Regions from separate parts of the Homo sapiens genome. Here region 1 is linked to region 2. Evidence: read pairs that join two places in POLR2A ChIA-PET (ENCODE). Cell type or tissue: CD4-positive, alpha-beta T cell. All regions are shown on one strand. Each heading gives the region's core, and the rest is flanking DNA. Links, peaks and the distances in the headings are about the cores only.

Region 1 (10,148 bases), core at 964-8,963, 400 kb before region 2:
ACAAAAATTAGCCAGGCGAGATGGTGGGTGCCTGTGATCCCAGCTACTCAGGAGGCTGAGGCAGGAGAATCGCTTGAACCTGAGAGGTGGAGTTTGCAGTGAGCCAAGATCGCGCCATTGCACTCCAGCCTGGGCAACAGAATGAGACTCTGTCTCAAAAAAAAAAAAAAAAAAAAAGCGGGACAGACAGGGGTGGGAAGTTGGGGAGGGGGCTCTGGGAGGGGGAAGATGTGGGTGCCCCATGTGGAGCTAAGAATGGAGGAGTGGCAGGGGGCACAAGGTCACAGAACCAGGCTGAGGAAGAAGAGGTTGCCTGGAGGGTGGGACCCAGAAGCTACTGAAATGTCGCAGCAGAAATGGCCATTGAACGCCCCTTCTAAGGTCCTCGGTGGGAAAGTCAAGTCCTAACATCCTACATGGGGAAATCTACGCAGTTAGCAGAGCCAAATATGACAGCGACATGAGCCAGCCACTTTGGGAAACAGTCAAGTCCTAACATCCTACATGGGGAAATCTACGCAGTTAGCAGAGCCAAATATGACAGCGACATGAGCCAGCCACTTTGGGAAACAGTCAAGTCCTAACATCCTACATGGGGAAATCTACGCAGTTAGCAGAGCCAAATATGACAGCGACATGAGCCAGCCACTTTGAACCTGACGTTTCATCGTCACGTGAGACTGTAGCTCTCTGAGTCCCACACCCTGGTCACCTTGTCCTGGTTCCTGCACCTTTGAGGGTGAGTTATTCAAGTCAGCCGGTGGAGTAGACGGTGCTCCTGATCATTCCTAAAAGGCAACAGCCTTTTCTGCATTTCTTGCAGGAAAAGTCAGACAGATCTGAGAAGAAATCTCCAGATTCCCCAGAAAGCACTCTCTTGAACATCCTTTCCTGTGCATACACAGCAGGTGTTTAATTCTTGCTCTAGGGAGCAGAGCCCGTCCCAGTGTGAAGAGTGGCTTTGCACACAAGAAACTATTTCTCCATTGTCTCCCTAGATTAGAGAGGCCCCCAGTTGAAACTGCTTCCCCTGAGCCTTCGGTATTAGAAACTGGTAAAACCCCTCCAGAAGCATCGCCCTGGAAACTTGAGCACCTCAACCCCCAAACTCAGATCCCAGCAGAGAAAGCCTTTGGCATCCCAGGACCGAATGCTAACGGCGCTGAGGTCGGGTGAATCCGCTCTGGCCTGTGGTGATGGTGACTTGCTGTTGAGAACCTTAGTGTTTTGAGTGAACAAGAAGAAATCTATTCCAGCATGATTATTCCAATTGGGATTTAGGAGGACTGGGCATTCTCCACATTCCAGTCTTCTTCAGTTCCATGGGCTTAAGAGGGGGCTTATTTTTTTCTTTCTGTGCCACAAAAACTTGGCAGCGATGACTAACCTAGGGTAACATGAGAAAGCTTACTAGGTCGGTCTGTGGCTTTCCTGCTAGCTTTCCTGTTTGTCATACGACAGTGAGACCAATGCCAGCTCATCATGGCACAGAGAGCTTTGGGTGATCTTTGCAGCTGGATGTGAGGCCCAGCTTGGTGGGCTAATGCCCTGGAGAATGGGTACCTTGGGTGTTCAGTGAGAGGCACGGTAGGAGTGGGGTAGGGGTGAGAGGAAAGAGGCATGCGGAGCTCAGAGGTAGAAGCACAGCCTGTTTCTAATAGACATTAAAAAGAAAGGACACTTTTGGCCGGGCGCTGTGGCTCACTCCTGTAATCCCAGCATTTTGGGAGGCCGAGGCGGGCGGATCACCTGAGGTCAGGAGTTCGAGACCAGCCTGGCCAACATGGTGAAACCTCACCTCCGCTAAAAATACAAGAATTAGCCAGGCGTGGTGGCACATGCCTGTAGTCCCAACTACTCAGGAGGCTGAGGCAGGAGAATCACTTGAACCTGGGAGGCAGAGGTTGTAGTTAGCCGAGATCATGCTACTGCACTCCAGCCTGGGTGACAGAGTGAGACCCCATCTCAAAAAAAAAAAGAAAAAAGAAAAAAAAGAAAGAAAAAGAAAGGACATTTCTAACTGGACAGGGATGACCTTCGTTAGAGAAACAGCAGCAACTTGGCCTTCACCAGCCCCAAACAACACTGCCAGGTTGAGATCATTACTACCATTTTGCAGAGGACAAATGTGAGCCTCAGAAACGAAGAAACTCCCCCAGAGTAGGACACGGCCAAGCTGTTTCTTACCCTCCGGCCTCCTGTGCTCTTTCCATGACAAGCAGAAAGAAGAGGCTACCTTTGGTTTAAGGTCTCGATAAACTTTGACACTGTGGAACCAATCCTTCCTCCTTGCAAACAACATTCAGTTCAACTTGGTGAATCTCTATTGACCATTTATTATGTGCAAATGCCTGTATGCATGAAATAAAATTAAAAAATAAAATATGCATGAAATTAAAACAACACACAACAATAACCAGGCATGGACACAAGGCCTAGGAAGGGCTTGGCATGAACACACTAAATCAATTTAGCCGAGGAGACCATTCCCAATATTCTGGAGGGGGCAAGTCTGATATTAACTCCCCGGGGAAAAGAGCCCTTTCCTCGCTTACTCCTGGTAGGACCAAACCCAATATCTAGCACTTTTTACCAACTCTTTCAAGATCCTCCCAGAGAGTTTTTTCATCTGTATCAGTTCTCTCATCTGAAAAGTGAGCCTAATAATTACTACCTTGCAGGAGTTTGGGGAGTATGAAGCAAGATGGTGACTACAAAACGTGGGCACGGTGCCTGGTCCGGAAGAGGAGCTCAGAAAATATCTGTTCCAGTTCTTCTCTTCCTTTCCCAGGCACGTGCCTTTGTGAGTTCTCAGTAAATGTCACCTCACTCTCCTTTTTTAAAAAAATAAAAATTTTTCGGCATGTCTCCTATAACTCAGGTACAGGGCTAGGCCCAGAGATACAGTGATGAATGAGACACAGTGGTGGTTACGGGACTTACCAGCAGGATAACGTGAAGGCTGGCACGGGGTCTTTCAGGCCCAGTAAAAGCAAGTTTCTTTCATTGTTTATTGCAAATTTACTGAACTACGTTTTGTTTTCATCATTTGTGTTTTCTTAATTTTCTCTCAATGCACCAAACTGTTTAAGACAAAGCTCGTTTCAATTTCATAAGAGAAATGAATTCTAGAAGCAGGGTCCAATGAAGTTGGCCATTATTTAACTTCACTAACGTGAATAAAAGCAACCTATGCTTTTAGTATACAAATAATTTTGTAAAAGGTAAAGAGTATCATAATAGAAATCACCCTACACGATAGCCAAAAGGCGGAAGCAACCCAATTGTTCACCAATGGACAAACGGATAAACGAAATGTGATCTATGGCCAGGTGCAGTGGCTCATGGCTGTAATCCCAGCATTGTGGGAGGCCAAGGATGGCAGATTTTTTGAGCCCAGGGGTTTGAGCCCAGCCTGGGCAACATGGCAAAATCCTATATCAACCAAAAAAGAAAAAAAAATTAGCTGGATGTGGTGGTGCATGCCTATAGTCCCAGCTACTCAGAAGGCTGAGATGGGAGGACCACTTGAGCCTGGGGGGTGGGAGGTTGCAGTGAGCTGAGATCACGCAGCTGCACTCCAGCCTGGGCAACAGAGCAAGACCCTATTTCAAAAAAACAGAAAACCAGGCCCGGCATGGTGGCTCTTGCCTGTAATCCCGGCACTTTGGGAGGCCGAGGCAGGCAGATCACTTGAGGTCAGGAGTTCAAGACCAGCCTGGGCAACATGGTGAAACCCCATCTCTACTAAAAATATAAAAATTAGCCAGGTGTGGTGGTATGCACCTGTAATTCCAGCTACTTGGGAGGCTGAGGCAGGAGAATCACTTGAATCCCGGGAGGCAGAGGCTGCAATAAGCCGAGATCGCGCCATTGCACTCCAGCCTGGGTGACAGAGTGAGACTCCGTTTCAAAAAAAGAAAAACAAACAAACCCAAAATGTGGTCTGTTCATACAATGGAATATCATTCAGCCCTAAAAAGGAAGGAAATTCGGACACAGACCACAAGATGGATAAATCTTGAGGACATTGTGCTCAGTGAAATAAGAGTCGCAGTCACAAAAGGACGAATACTGTATGATTCCACTCAGATGAGGAATCTAGAGGAGTCAAATTCGTAGAGACAGGAAGCATTCATAGAATGGTGGGTGCCAGGGCCTGGGGCGAGGGGGACAGAGAGCTGGTATTTAATGGGGACTTAGGGAAAATGAGAAAAGTTATGGAGGTGAATGGTGGTGAAGGCTGTACCACGATATGAATGAACTTAGTGCTGCTGAAAATTATACGCTCAAAGATGATTAAAATGGTCAATTTTATCTTATGTATATTTTACCACTTTGAAAAATGTTTAATAAATAAAAATAAATTTTTAAAAAAGGCTGAATGAGGTGGCTTATGCCTGTAATCCTAGCACTTTAGGAGGCCGAGGTAGGAGGATCACCTGAGGTCAGGAGTTCGAGACCAGCCTGGCCAACATGGTGAAACCCAGTCTCCACTAAAACAAAAATTAGCTGGGCGTGGTGGCGGGCGCCTGTAGTCCCAGCTACTCAGGAGGCTGAGGCAGGAGAATCGCTTGAACCCAGGAGGCGGAGGTTGCAGTGAGCCGAGATCACGCCACTGCACGCCAGCCTGGGCAACAGAACAAGACTCTGTCTCAAAAAAAAAAAAAAAAAAGAAAAAAGAAATCACCTGAAAATGAACATTGTAAAACTTCTGTCTTACGGAGAGTTGCCCTAGGCCGATTTCTGCAGTTTCTTTTTCTCAGTAGAGGGCTCCTGTCGCAGCTTCCAGGTTTTCATTTACCTCCCTTCCTACTGAAGTGAGTTGCGCTCCAGGCTTCTCCCAGGAGGCACCCAGAGTGCAAATGCTGCCCAGCTACCAGCTGGAGCTGACACAAGCCTGCTGTAATTTGATGAGCGAGCAAACCCCTGTCCCAGAGCAGGAGTTGAGATCATTCGTGCAACAACAGGACGCAGCCTATTGCTAGCAACTCCTCGTGACCGGCCCCCGCCCCAGCAGCGGCTAGCCCGCAGGCCTCGGTGGAAAGAAATACCGTAAATGTAGCAGCGACTGTCATCGCTGTTTTATTTTCTCTTTGGCCTCTGGGTATTCACACCGCTTCCCCATTATTAGTCATATTATATCATCAGCCACAGTTGTGCTTGTCAACCACTCGGGGAGAGAGCTACCATTAGAATACAGGGGCATGGAAGAAAGAAAAAAGAAGCAATCCTTCTCTGGGGAAGGAGGAAAACAGGAAGGGTGGCTGCTGCATGATGGTGCGCCCGCCGCGTAGCTGTGGCTGGTGACAGACGAGGCAAAGTGGGAGACTTCATCTGGTCAGGACCCCACGGGGACTTGCTGTTGTTTTTCCCGGTCTCAGGGGCCCTCAGAGCCAGAAACAGCACAGTTGTGGACAGAGGTGGACAGAGGCCAGGCCCGCCCGTTGGCTGGTGCCTGACTCGGTGGGTCTGTGGGCTGCTTCCTGAGCGGGAGGTGACTGTGGCCAGCCTGATGCAGGGCAGAGACACCGTTTCCGTGGCAACCGGCTCTAACAATAGTGATGCACATTTCTGGCCAAAGCACAGTGGTGGGAAGAACTCGGACCGGGGAGCCAGAATGGCCTGGATTGGAGTCCAGTTCTGCTACTGACAAGCTGCATGGTGGGGGCGAGCTGTTGAGCCTCTCTGAGACGGATATGGTGGCAGCACCGGTGGAAGTGCCTAGCATGGTACCCGAGACCTAGTAAGGGCTCGGTGATGCTTGGTCACCGTCCACCATCCTCCTCCCCTTCAGCCTATGGTGAAAAATAGTCCTGTCTGTTTCGGTAACAAAACTCCAGACACCATCCTGCCCATTCGGACCGGTTCTGCACTTCCCTCCATTCATGGAGAAAGGAGCCTCGAAGGGACAATGATCACCGTCTCCTTCTGAGAACTGTGCTGGCTGGCATCCTGCAGACACCGAAGGGCCAGTTTCTAAGGACATGGCCTGGGTGTTCTGTCCAGCTGGATGGCAGGCCGTGACCCCAAAATCAGCAGTGATGATAACGAAGCGAGTGAAGCAGTATGGAGATGGCCAGTGATCACAATCCAAGATAACTAAAGGCAAATCTGTGACAAGTAAACTCAGTGACATGTATATGCTTGCCGCAGTGTTCAGTACGCAGTTAGCACATAGCCAATGCCAGTCGCCTGGCTTAACCTCTCCTTTTCTTTTGGAATATGAACAATCCACTTCATGCATAACAACTGTTAAGCACGGCCGTGCGCGGCGGCTCACGCCTGTAATCCCAGCACTTTGGGAGGCCGAGGCGGGCGGATCACTTAAGGTTAGGAGTTTGAGACCAGCCTGGCCAACATGGCGAAACCCTGTCTCTACTAAAAATACAAAAATTAGTCCGGTGTGGTGGCGGGTGCCTCTAATCCCAACTACTTGGGAGGCTGAGGCAGGAGAATTGCTTGAAACTGGAAGGCTGAGATTGCAGTGGGCCAAGATCACGCCACTACACTCCAGCCTGGGCAAAAGAGTGAAACTCCGTCTCAGAAAAAAAAAAACAAAACAAACTGTCAAGCATGAGGCAAGGTGAGGCCAGTGGCTGGCAGAACCAGCAGTACAGGGGCAAATAGTCCTCTTTGGCCTTGGTTTACTGCTTGCTTAGAGACTGAAGGGAAGAGCAGCTGCAGGTGCCAGCTCCCCATGGCCCTTGTGCAGGGCAATGGCACAGACGCCAGGGTATTCCACTGCGCAGGAGCCCATTGAGACTGCAGCTAAGAGGTTTCAGGTCCTCTGGCTATACCCCAAGGGGTGGGGAGACCAGGCAGAAAGTCTCATACCTCCTCTGAATCTGGGAGAAACCAGACATCCAGAGTCTCATGACAACCTCCTTGGTAGAGAGGGAAGCCAATGAGAAACAGTCTTGTCGCAGCTCCTCACAAGCCCCCCAAGTTCTCATGGTCCAGGAGGACCCCAAGACATCCAGCCAAGATTCAGGCCAGCTGTGTTTCAAACCCAGCCCATGTGACCTGGGTTGCACACACGCAGAGGCCAGGACAGAGCTGTTCTCCCACAAGAGTGCATGCAGGAAGCTAAGAAAACACTTGTTCAACCTCATAGAAAGTTTTTTGTTTGTTTTTCTTTGTTTGTTTTTGCTACGAAATTTCTTTAAAAGGTGATTTCTATACTTGGGTCTTAGCTTTAGCGTTTTTGCTGAGACAGCATCTTTTTTTTTTTTTTTTTTTTTGAGACGGAGTCTCGCTCTGTCACCCAGGCTGGAGTGGAGTGGCACGATCTCAGCTCACTGCAACCTCTGCTTCCCGGGTTCAAGTGATTCTTCTACTTCAGCCTTCCAAGTAGCTGGTATTACAGGCACGTGCCACCATGCCTGACTAATTTTTGTATTATTAGTAGAGACAAGGTTTTGCCATGTTGGCCAGGCTGGTCTTGAACTCCTGACCTCAAGTGATCCACCCGCCTTGGCCTCCCAAAGTGCTGAGATTACAGGTGTCAGCCACCACACTGGGCCTGAGACAGCATCTTGCTCTTTCATCCAGGCTGGAGTGCAGTAGCAATGATGCAGGGCAGGTGAGCCCCCAAATTGGGGCTTAGCCCAGGAAGGGTTTTGGTTTTATCCAGGAAAGAGTTCGAGGGTGAGCCGGTGGTGTTAGACAGCAGTTTTGATTGAAGTGGCAGTACACAGCAGCAGCAGAGGTTCTGCCCCTTGCAGAGCAGGGCTACCCCATAGGCAGTGTGCCCAGAGCAGCAGTCAGAGGCAGGTCTGCACTCACATTATACCCACTTTTAATTATATGTACATTGAGGGGTGGTTCACACAGAAATTTGTAGGATAAGGGTGTCAACTTCTGGGTTGTCTGGTCGTTGCCATGGAAAGGGGCAGTAGCTTCTGGGTGTTGCCATGGCAATGGTAAACTAACATGGCACACAGGTGACTGTGTCTTATGGAAAGCTCCTTCTGCCATCCCCTCTCCTTGTTAGTCCTCAATTAGTCACATGTCTAAGCCCCACCTTCAGAGTTGAGTCCCACCTTCTACTTCAGCGGGAGCATGGCTCACTGCAGCCTCAACTTCCCGGGCTCAAACCATCCTCCCACCTCAGCCTCCTGAGTAGCTGGGACTACAGGCGTGCACCACCACGACTGCCTAATTTAAAAAAAATTTTTTGTAGAGATGGATTTCAGCATATTGCCCAGGCTGGTCTTTTTTTCTTTTCCTTTTTTTTTTTTTTTTGAGACAGAGTCTTGCTCTGTTGCCAGGCTGGAGTGCGGTGGCACAATCTCAGCTCACTGCAACCTCTGACTCCCTGGTTCAAGCGATTCTCCTGCCTCAGCCTCCTGAGTAGCTGGGATTGCAGGCATGTGCCACCACACCCAGCTAATTTTTTTATTTTTAGTGGAGACAGGGTTTCACCATGTTGGCCAGAATGGTCTCGATCTCCTGACCTCGTGATCTGCCTGCCTTGGCCTCCCAAAGTGCTGGGATTACAGGCGTGAGCCACCACGCCCGGCCCATTTTTTAAAAAGTGAGGTTTAACATACATACAGTGAAGTGCATACATCTTTTACGTGTATAGCTTAAGGAATGTTTATATTTGTATAGACCTATGTACTCACCTCCCAGATATTGGACATTTCCAGCATCCAAAAGAGTCTCCCATGCCTTTCCCTGCCAGTGCACAGCCCTCTAGAGGCATCCTGACTCCTGTCACCCTTTTGCTTCCTCTTGAACTTCCCATAAATGGAATTATGTAGTGTGTGTTCTTCAGTATCTGGCTTCTTTTGTTCAATATTATGTGTGTGAGATTCCTCCATGGTATTGGGTATAGGAGGAGTCCATTGATTTTTATTGTGGTGTAGTATTCCCTTGCAGGGATAAACCACAATTTATTTACACAGAGCTGCTATGGGTTTCTTTGTCCATGTCTTTTGGTGACTACCCCCTCCCCCCAGTTTCTGTTGGGTATATATTCAGGAGCGGAATTGCAGTGTAGGCCAAAAAGTCTACCAATTTACAACACTCTATGAGAATTTTCTTTACATCCTCACCAACACTGGTGGTGTCATTTTCATTTTAGCCATTCTAGTTGGCTATATGACTGAGTACTTTTTTAGCCTTTTTGAGCAGTGTCTCATTGTGGTTTTAAGTTCCTTTTGTTAAAAGATATGGGCCGGGCACAGTGGCACTCCAGCCTGGGCAACAGAGTGAGACTCTGTCTCAAAAAAATACAATACAATACAATACAATACAATACAATACAATACAATACAATACAATACAATACAATAAAAATATGGCTAATGATATTCAGCTCCATTTATCATACTTTCTGGTCATTTGATATCATCTTTCATTAAGTGCCTGTTTAAGTCTTTTGCCCATTTTTAATCAGTCTGTTTTTTCTTACTGATTTGTAAAGTTTCTTTATATTCTGGATAGGAATCCTTTATTGAATATACAGAATGTAAACATTTCCTCCCAGTCTGCAGCTTGCATTTTCATGCACTCATTGGTTTCTCTTGATAAACAGAAGTTCTTAATTTTGTTTTTATTTTTATGTATTTATTTATTTTTTGAGACAGAGTTTTGCTCTTGTTGCCCAGGCTGGAGTGCAGTGGCACGATCTTGTCTCACTGCAATCTCCGCCTCCCGGATTCAAGTGATTCTCCTGCCTCAGCCTCCTGAGTAGCTGGGATTATAGGTGCCTGCCACCATGCCCAGCTAATTTTTGTATTTTTAGTAGAGATGAGGTTTCACTATGTTGGCCAGGCTGGTCTCGAACTCCTGACCTCAGGTGATCCACCCACCTCAGCCTTCCAAACTGTGGGGATTACAGGCATGAGCCACTGTGCCCAGCCAGAAGTTATTAATTTTGATCAAGTCTAATGTGTCAATCTTAATCATTAATCTTTGGGTTAACGATTTTTGTGTCCTGTTTAATAAATCTTTGCCTATCTCAATATCATGAAGATATTATATTTTTTTCTAGAAGCTTTATTATTTTACCTTTTACATTAATATAGGTCATCTTGAATTAAAATTTGTGCATAATTTGAGGTAGGGACCAAGTTGCATTTTTTTCCACATGGATATCCAATTTGGCATCGTTTTTTGACAAGACCATCCTCTTCTCT
Region 2 (10,148 bases), core at 984-8,983:
GCTGGAGAGGGAGGACAAGCTTCCTGCCTGTGGAGGAGACAAGGGCAGCTCCCAACCCTGCTCCTAGCCTTCCTGCCAAGTTTGGATTCCAGAAACACCTCTTGGTGCCTCAGTTTTCTCATCTGTTTTGTGTGTGTGTGTGTGTGTGTGTGTGTGTTTTGTAGATAGGGTCTTTCTCTGTCACCCAGGCTGGAGTGCTGTGGTGCGATCATGGCTCACTGCAACCTCTACCTCCTGGGCTCAAGCAATCCTCCCGCCTCAGTCTCTCGAGTAGCTGGGACCACAGGTGCACACCACCATGCCTGGCTAATTTTTGTTTGTTGGTTCATTTTTGTAGCGACAGGGTCTCCCTATGTTGCCCATACTGGTCTCAAACTCAGCTCAAGTGATCTGCCCGCCTCAGCTTCCCAAAGTGCTGGGATTACAGGCATGAGCCACTGCGCCCAGCCCGGCTTTCTCATCTGTAAAATGGGTTGACAATGCCCACCCAGATAATGGTTGAAAGGACTCGTGAAACCACGTAGGAGGCACAGGCAGACAGGCACTTGTGGGGGTCCATGAATGAGCCTCAGTGCCAGCTCCCCCAGGCCAGCTTCCAGCCTTCACACTGTCTGGGCCAGAGGAGTCTTCCTAAAACAGAGGACTGTGTGGAGCACTTCTCCACAGAGAAGCCTCTTGCCTCAAGTCAGTGACACTGTCCTCCAGCCCCACCCAACTGTACATGTGCCCAAGCTCATCATACTTTTCCTCAAACCCTGTCTGTCAGGAAAACTCCTACTCACCCCGCAAAACTCCATGTGAGATGCCCACTCGCTCATCTAAAATGCCTCACAGGATTACTCTAAGAACCAAAGAAGAATATACATGTGTGAACACATGGGCATGGTTGCCAAGTGAGGGGCATCACATTCATGACTGTCCCCATTACTTATTAGAGCAACCATAACCAAGAATGCAGCGGTGGGCAGGAAGTGTTACTGGGGATAGGAATTAGCAGGAAGTTTTTCTGGCTTGGAATTTAAGCCCAACTTTGGCAGATGGCAGAATTTTCAGAGAGGAAAGGAGGAAATTGGAGGCTAGTGTGGCAGTGTTAAATATGGCTGCAAAGTCCTTGGTCCTTCTCCCATTGAAGCGTGGGCCCTATGGCCTCTCCTCTTGAATCCAGGTGGGCTTGTGACTACTTCAGCCAAGACAATGCGGCAGAAGTGTTGTTGGGTAACTTCCAAGGCTCACTCATAAAAGACCATATGGCTTATAACTTGGAGTCCTAAGTTGCCATCTAAGAAGGAAGTTCAACAACCTGAGACTTCCATGCTGTGAGGAAGCCCAAGCTCCATGAGGAGTCACATGGGGGTGCACTGGTTGACAGTTCCAGCCTTCCAGCCAGCCCAGCCCAGGCACCAGCCATGCGAATGCAGAAGCCATCTTGGAAGTGGATCCACCAGCAGCAGGTGTCCCGGCCCCCAGCCATTTGAGTTGTCTCGGGTGAGCCACTGAACCACACAGAGTAGAGTGGAGTTGTCCCTACTGTGCCCTTTCAGGACAGAATTCCTGAGCGTAATAAAGTGGCTGTAGTTTTAGTCACTGTTTTGGGGCTGTTTGTTATGCAGCACTAATTAACTAGAACAGGTGAGAAGATCAGAACTTCCTGGTGCTTAAAGCCAGCCACACAGCCCCTCGAAGCAAGATTGTCTTAATCTGGAAGTCAGTCCCAAGAACAGGTTCTCCCCAGTGCTCTCAGCATTCCCCACCCCAGCCTGGCCCATAAGCAGTGCTTGGGGCATGCGGGGTTGCTGGAGCACTCCCAAGCCACTCCCAACACCTGGAAGGAGCCTCCCCTCCTCAGGATTCTCAGCGGCGTTTGCAGCTTGGATGACTGTGGACCCAGAAGCTCTGGGGAGTTATCCAGGTTCTATGTGGCATGAGTATCCCTCTGTGCCTCAGTTTTCCACCCATGGAATAGGGCACGAAACTCATAATCTCTCTGATCCCTCTCGGCTCCTACCCCACCTTCCTGGAGGCCTTGTTCATTCTCATGTGTGTCTCCCCCACATCCTCTTACCCATGTGACTCTGCCTGCCATGAAAGCAGGAGTCATGACTGCAGTCTCACGGTTGAATGTTCTGCACCTGGCACCCAGCCTAGGCCAGAGGATGGATGCCACACCACTGGTGTTTTCTGAATGAATCAATGAGTCAGTCAATAAATGGAGTGAATGAATGAACAAAAGAAAGAACTCTTTCTATACTCACTCGATCCATTAATGTCCCCTCCCATACAATAAAGATTCCCTTATAGCAGCCCTAGGAGTCTACCCTTGCATGCCTCACATGACAGGGAACTCACCACCTTTCAAGATAGCCTATTTCCTGTTGGGGCAACTCAGGTCAGAGAGTATTTCCCTGAGCTGGCCTCATCCCTGGCCCCTCCCCAGGAGAGTGGCTGGGGGAAGGAGTGCCGGGGGGCAGAGGAAGGAGCCCTCAGTCCCCATGGTCCACAGAGCTTGCGTCTGGTGAGTGCTGAGAGCAGGTGGAGGGACTCCAGAGCTCCAGAAACCCCTTGGCTCTCTCTGTGCTGGGCCCAGCTGAAGTCCCAGGGTGGGCGGGGGCAAGACAGTGAGTCCTGCTCTGCCCAGGGCCCAGCTGGGATAGGGCCAGCGCACCAGGAGGTCCACAGAGGCAGAGAAAGCAACCGAGCGGGAGCGGAGCTGGGGCAGGACAGGTGGTCTGTGCTGTTTCCATGGCTCCGGTGCCTCTGCCTGCCTCACTGGCCTGGGAAAAACAAGCCGGGCACTGAGCAAACAGCGCCTGTGACCGCCCCGGACAAAGGCTGGGCTGTTTAGGCAACCGGACGGCCAAATGGGCCTCCCTGGCGGAACACCGGTTTAGACTGGGCCCGTCGGGGCTGAGTTGCCAGGCCCCACAGCCTGTCCCTTGGGTCTCTGGGGAACAAGCTGGGGCTGGCGGTGGGGACAGGGAGTGGAGGGGAGAGGCTGGGAGGGCCGGGGCAGGCACTACCCCAGTTCTGCCCTCTGGCACCCAGTTCCCTTGCCCAGCCATTCAGGAGAATGAAGACAGCAGGATCTCAGCGGATAAAGGAATAGGGTTTCTCTGTCCAGCCACAGTGACTGGGGCTCAGCAGCAACATATCCCGTGGGACTTCCACCCTCCCAAGGGGCACCCCCAAAGAGTGACCAGTCCTGGGCCCATGTGTGAAGGGTATTTTTGCTGCTACTGTGGACAGATGCTGTCTTCGGCCCCAAGCCAGGCAAACCCAGAATGCCAGAGTGCAGTGCGGGAGGCGGTCCTCCCCCAGGGAGGGATGGGGCTGGGGACAAAAGCCCTCCACAGGGGCAACTCAGAGGCCTGCCCTCCCGGCTCAGGCTCCCGAGACAGAGCCCAGGGCCAGGCGGTGGCTGACTCCACTAGCGGAGTGCCCTGGACTGGCCGAGGCCCTCCCTCCCGGGGCCACTCACATGAATCTTTGCTTCAGGGCCGGCTTCTGGGGAGACCCAGAGCACGACAGGAGCTCATAGACAGGCCTCTGCGGGTGCGTGGGTTACAATGGCGTCTGCGGTCCTGGAACTCAGAGGCAGAGGAGGCGGGACCCTGTCATCCCAATCACTGTGATTCAGCAGCATGGGAAGCCAAGGGGCACTGAGGCTAGAAGGACCCAGAGCTGAGGGACACTGGGCTGGCCTGCAGGGGAGAGGCTCTGATTTTAAGGAGAAAGGAGATAAGGATGGGGCCCAGGGCAAGGGGTGCCATCTACAGAGCAGCTCCCAGGCCTGCAGAAGCTCCCTGGTCTGTGTCACTGTGGGCTCCCTGGCAGTGGCATTCCCAGCACCCCTCCCGCTGCCACTTCCCCACTTGGGGCTGGACCACCGGCCTGCCTGCAGGGGAGCTTGTGGGGTCTCAGCCCAACAGCCTGGAGCCCAGGGGCAGGCAGCAGCATGCTCTGCTGACCCGGCAGCCACATGGGCCCCCGGAAGCTGCCTCCGAGGCAAGCTTGCACCAGCAGGATGTCAGGGCTGCCCTGGAGCCAACACTGGGGACCGAAGGGAAGGACACAGGCGTAGGCAGGGGCAGCAATTGGACCCTGTGCGTACCTGACCCTATGCGAGCTCTGCAGCTCAAAGGGACCAGAGCTGGCCTGAGTTGGGCAGAATGGGCTGGACCTTATGCTCTGGATCGATGGGGCTGACCCACGGAAGCCAGGACCTTCGGGCCAACCCTGAAGGGACCACGGCTGAGGACTGTGTGCCCTGGAGGGAGTTCTGAGATGGGGGGTGTAGGGGTGGGGAACCCACAGGCAGGCACTGCCTCAGGGCCTCCCTCCTGTCCCATGGCCCCCAGGTGTCCTGCGGCCCCACACTCAGCCTCCTTCTGGGGGTCTGGGTGGCTGCACCTTCCATGGTGCCAGCCAGGCCTTGTGCCCATCTCCACCCCCTTGCCCTCACCTGCCCCAACCCACCACGCCTTGGCGGCCTCCTCTCGGGGCTTCCTGGCCTCCACCAAGCTGCACCCACCTCCGCCCTCATCACCCAGGAGGCCTTCCCCGGCCTGGCCCGACGCAGGCTCCACAGTCTCTCACCAGCCTCCCAGCTGCTGGCAGTGAAATTCACAGGAGCTCCCTCTGGGGCAAGGGTGCCTCCGCCTCCTCCATGGCAGCGTCCCCAGCCCTGCACGGGGCCCCCAGTGAACACATGGGCTGAATAAATGAGTGAGGGCATGAGGGACGCCTGAACACACGAATGAGAGAATGGCACTGGGGGTCCGTGAACAGCTTGTTGCATTGAAGATGGTGAAGGATTTTCATCCTGGTCCAAGCATGGAGGCCTCTCTAGAAACCGTCCCTTCCAGCTCCATGAGGGGTGAACTCTGAGCTCAGAGGCCATGGGGCCAAGTGCAGAAAATGGCTTTGAACTCTGGAGGAAGGAAAGAAGCCACCCTCCAGGAAGGAGTAAGAACCGCTCTGGAACATTCCCAGGAAAGGTCGCTGGGGGGCAGACCTGAGAGGTTCCCCGGACTCGGCGGACCCAGATCCCCCGCAGGGCAGCCCCTGGTGAGTCAGGGCCTGAGTCAGCGCCCTCCGCCTTCCCAGAGGCCCCGCCAGGACCTGCAGCCCTGGGCGCCCCAGCAGCCCGGCCCTGCTCAGCGCAGCTCTGGGTTGGAACTTGCACTTTCCAGTAACTCGGACCTCCCCCCGGCCGCCTTCCCAGGCGCCACCGGGCCCAGCAGATCGTCACCGTCCAGGTGCAGGGTGGGGGTGTGTGAAAGTCAGGCCTGGGACCCGGGCAAGTTGCTGCCGTGCCCTCTGGCTTCCCGGGGGACATCCTTCACCTTTGTGCGCCCAAACCCTCTGTGCTGCGGTTCCAACCCCCCTCCACATTCCCGCCTGCTCCTCCGGGCCTGCCCGTTCCCTCTGCCTTCCTGGGAACCTCCCTCTATCTCCGCATCTTCCGCCGCTCCCTTCCCTGCGGCAGCCGGCGGGCTCCGACTCTCGCTCTTCAGGGAACACCGCCCTTGGCGCCACGCCCACCTCCACCCGCGGCCACCTTCCCTCCCTCCCACCGCCAGACCTTCAAGACAGGATCTACCCCGGGCGGCCCCCAGCACAGGTCTCAGCCCCCTCCAGACTGGGGTTGTCGCCACCCTCCACTGAAATGGCGGCAGCCAGCTCCCTCCTGCCGCAGCCGGTGGCAGCCAGCTCCAGGCCTGGCCGGCCCCGCCCACCCTGTGTCTCGAGTGGCACCCACGGCGCTGTCCCTGTCCCGCCTGTCTTCTCGTGACCTCATCCGGCTCCAGACTCTCACATGTTTACGCCTTCAGCCCTGCCCAGCCCTGGACCCCAAGTCCCCTCCAATATTTCTTTTTCCTTTCTTGTATTTTTATTTATTTATTTATTTATTTATTGAGACAGTTTCGCTCTTGTCGCCCAGGCTGGAGTGCAGTGGCGCGATCTCGGCTCACCGCAACCTCCGTCTCCCCGGTTCAAGCGATTCTCCTGCCTCAGCCTCCCAAGTAGCTGGGATTACAGGCGTGTGCCACCACGCCCGGCGAATGTTGTATTTTCAGTAGAGACGGGGTTTCAGCATGTTGGTCAAGCTGGTCTCTAACTCTTGATCTCAAGTGAACCACCAGCCTCAGCCTCCCAAAGTGCTGGGATTACAGGCGTGAGCCACCGCGCACGGCTATCCCTTCCAATATTTCCGAGGCCAGCTGCCCAGAGAAGGAGGGCTGGGTGGAGAGGACCGTGCCAGCAGCAGTAGGCCTGGGCCAGGAGACAGGCACGCACCTCCGCGGTCTCTGGCGAGTCTATGTCCACACAGCGGCAGGACCTCCACCCCCAGCCACCTGCAGCAGCCCCACATCTCCACCGGGTCACCCTGCTGACATCAAGAGTGCCTCCCGCAATGTCCCAACCCATGAGGGCTTCTTGGAGCTGAACCAGGGCACCGGCCACTTCTGGAGGGGGGCTGCTCGTGACTTCCGACCTCTGTCTCGCTAGTTGGCATGAGAAGACTGGACTCCTTCTGCAGGCCTCAGGGCAGAGGCAGATGTCAGCCCCCAGGGATGTCACTGCCAGAACCCCAGATGCCCCAAGCCATCTGGACTCCCCCTGTGCAGTATCTCTGCTACAATAAAATGTACCCAGATCTGAGTCCTCTCACCTGGGCGACTGCCAATGTCCCCTGCGGCCCTATACCCCGCCCCCAGGAGCCCAGAGGATCTTTCTTTTTAAAGATATTCAGACCTCACAGATAAGTCTGCCCTGACCAGCCCCTCCCCAGTTCCCAGGCCCTATCCTGACAACGGCCACAACTTCAGAGCAGCTGAAACCTGCTGTGAGTGAAAAATGAGAAGCTGTTGTTTTAATTTTACTTTCTCTGATTACTAATGAGGTTATTTCTTCTCTGCATAAAAACTTCATTCGTGTTTAATTGGATTTTTGTCTTTTTGTTAATGTATAGGAGCTCCTTTTGTTCTTACATATATTATGAATTCAAATTCTTATAGATAAAGATTAATGTTTAGAGGCAAAATCATGGTTCTCATGCAAATACAAATTGAACACACCTAAGATTTTATTTAACTCGTTAATAAGGGAACCAGTAAGGTTAAAACCAGTTCAAAGGAGAATTGGAAAGACAGATGTGTAGGCAACAAGGAAAGCTGAAACAGCTTTGCTTATTGGTGCAAAGTGCTTAATATCATAGAGAGCAATAAAGTGTACTGTTTGGGATTATCTTTTCCATGGGACAGAATTCAGTTCAGTCTCTATGGAGCAAAATTCATTTGCATTCTATGGGCAGGATCATTGGCCTTATAATTGGTTTTCTATAAGTTAATTTCTCCCCTGACAGAGTTGTAAAATAGCTGAGTCCATAGCATAGCAGTTGAAGAAGGACCCCATCGAATGAGATCATTCCCAGCGGGGTCACTAGACAGATGCCACTTAGCACACCACTGAAAGGACACCCGCCTTAAGCCCATTTCCAAGTCTATGACATTTTTTTGCTCTATGTCACTTGTCTTTTCACTTTGTTGTCTTTTGTCCTGAAGTGATGTTATCATTAACCAATGGTTTCATCTGTGATTTGTGCTTTCTGTATCTTGTTTAAGACATCTTTGCAACCCATATAGAAACACACTCAATTTTTTTTTGCAAGTTGACTTAAAGTATTGCTTTTCGGCTGAGTGCGGTGGCTCATGCCTGTAATCCCAGCACTTTGGGAGGCCGAGGCGGGCGGATAACTTGAAGTCAGGAGTTTGAGACCAGCCTGGCCAACAAGGTGAAACCCTGTCTCTACTAAAAATACAAAAATTAGCCAGGCGTGGTGGTAGGCACCTGTAATCCCAGCTACTCAGGAGGCTGAGGCAGGAGAATTGCTGGAACCCGGGAGGCAGATGTTGCAGTGAGCTGAGATTGTGCCACTGCACTCCAGCCGGGCAACAGAGTGTGACTCCGTCTCAAAAAAAAAGAAAAAAGAAAAAGAAAAAAGTATTGCTTTTCTTATGCATTTGTTTGTTTGTTTGTTTGCTTTTGTTTTTTTTTTTTTGGAAATGAAATCAACCAGGCTGGAGTGCAGTGGTATGATCTTGGCTCAGTACAACCTCTGCCTCCCGGGTTCTAGTGATTCTCCTGCCGCAGCCTCCTGAGTAGCTGGGATTACAGGTGCCTGCCACCATGCCCGGCTAATTTTTGTATTTTTAGTAGAGACGGGGTTTCACCATGTTGGCAAGGGTGGTCTCTCAAACTCCTGACCTCAGGTGATCTGCCTTGGCCTCCCAAAGTGCTGGGATTACAGGCAGAGCCACCGCGCCCGGCCTAATTCCTGTATACATCTTATAATCTAGCAGGGCAAGTTCTCACCATCTTCTTCTTCTGCTTCCAAATAGTCCCGACTATTCTTGGACATTTCCATTCCCATATGAATTACAGAAGCAGCTTGTCACAGAAATCCCATCTCTCTCTTTTGTCCTTGAGAGGTTTAGTGTCAGGTTTCTTGTATGTTTTAGCCCTACCATAAATGGGAGATTTAAGTTTTGTTACATCTTCTAACTTGCAATTGCTGGTAAATAGGAACACTGCTTATGACTGATGAGGATCTGATGTCAATCTGATGAATTTTCTCTAGAACCAGTAGCTTTTATTTATTAGTAGATTTATGGATTTTTTTTTTTTACTCGTAGCTTTAGATTTTTTTCTCTCTATCCTAGATGTTCTGAAATTCCATTATGAGGTACCTTCTAGTGGAATGTTGAGATTTTAATTTGTGTTCTTTCATTTGTCCTACTTGGCATTCACTGAGCACTTCCAATCTGAGGACTCACCTCTTCCTTCAGTTCTAGGGGATTCCTGTTTAATGTATCACTAAATATTAATTATCTTTCCTTCTCACTAATGTCTACTCTTGGGCCTCTGATTAGATAAATGAGGCAGCCTCTGGATTTGCACTCCCTCTTTTTAAAGAAGCTACTCGCTGTTGTGTCATATAATTCCCCTTTATTGGACACTTCATTTTTTTCTTCCAAACCTTTCAAAAATTTTCCTTAGCCTTTGACTTTTAGAAATTTGACTGTGATTTGCCTAGGAGTGATTTTACTTGCGTTTACTCTGCTTGGGGTTTGTTGAGCTTTTTGGATCTGCAAGTTAATCCTTTCCATTAATACTGAGAAGTTTTCAACCATTATTTACTCAAATTTATTCTGCCTCTATGTCTCTCTCCTCTCCTTCTGGGACTCCAATTACATGTATTTGTGATGCTTGGTACTGTCCAAGAGGACACCGCCATTCTCTTCTTTTTTCTCCATTTTTTTTTTTTTTTTTTTGAGGCAGAGTCTCACTCTGTCACCCAGGCTGAAGTGCAATGGCACAATCTTGGCTCACTGCAACCTCCATCTCCTGAGTTCAAGTAATTCTCCTGCGTCAGCCTCCCAAGTAGCTGGGATTACAGGCACCTGCCACCACATCTGGCTCATTTTTGTATTTTTAGTAGAGACGGGGTTTTGGCATATTGGCCAGGCTGGTCTCAAACTTCTGACTTCAGGTGACCTACCCGCCTCCGCCTCCCAAAGTGCTGGGATTATAGGCATGAGCCACCGTGCCCAGCCTTTTTACTCCAATTCTATTTTCCTCTTTTCTTTGAGTTAAATATTTTCTGCTGATTTGTCTTCACGTTACTGATCCTTTGTTTTTCTGCCATCTCCAGAACTGGAGCCCGTCTAATGAATTTTTAAAATTTCATTATTGTCCTTTTCAGCTCTATAATTCTCACTAATGTTTCCATTTGTCTGTGCAAATTCTCTCTTCACTCATTGATATCATATTTTTATTTAATTCCTTGAACATATTTTCCCATGAACCTATTTTTCTTTAATTCTTCAAACATATATATAACAGATACTTTGAAGTCTGTAACTGCTAAATCTAAATTCTGGGCCCAGAGATTACAACTGTTAGCTTCCTTTATGAAACACGTTTTCCTGTTTCTTCATCTGGTAATTTTCAGTTGAAAACTGGGTATTGTAGCTAATATATCATAGCAGCTTTGGAATCAGGAGTGGAATCAGGGAAAACCATCCAGGGCCAGAGCACTCCAGGAATGACAGGTGTGGCAGGGTAGACAACTGAACCATCTCAGA

The links. ChIA-PET counts read pairs that join two places held together with the same protein. Peaks named below come from ENCODE experiments on the same cell type or tissue, not always from the same donor. Only the 100,000 strongest peaks of a DNase experiment are listed, where the experiment ranks them.
Region 1: POLR2A ChIA-PET joins it to region 2 with 12 read pairs; 2 of 35 experiments call an interaction of 5 or more read pairs at or near these places.

What each region holds. Positions count from the first base shown.
Region 1 is chr22:45,607,626-45,617,773 of GRCh38, forward strand. No RefSeq gene overlaps it. Among named protein-coding and RNA genes, the nearest start is that of LINC01589, 7.1 kb to the left of the region's middle. In CD4-positive, alpha-beta T cell, for the core only: no CTCF peak of the experiment used is centred there; DNase peaks (open chromatin) are centred at 1,436 and 5,016; H3K27ac peaks cover 920 bases.
Region 2 is chr22:46,008,556-46,018,703 of GRCh38, forward strand. It overlaps LOC124905134 (a long non-coding RNA gene), which reads left to right and starts at 5,026. Exons shown (of 2, transcript XR_007068136.1): 1 at 5,026-5,255; 2 at 5,942-6,943. It also overlaps the pseudogene LOC730668. RefSeq lists silencers at 5,128-5,317, 5,468-5,557. In CD4-positive, alpha-beta T cell, for the core only: CTCF peaks have their summits at 4,974 and 5,179; DNase peaks (open chromatin) are centred at 5,076 and 5,706; H3K4me3 peaks cover 1,499 bases; H3K27ac peaks cover 1,052 bases; H3K27me3 peaks cover 224 bases.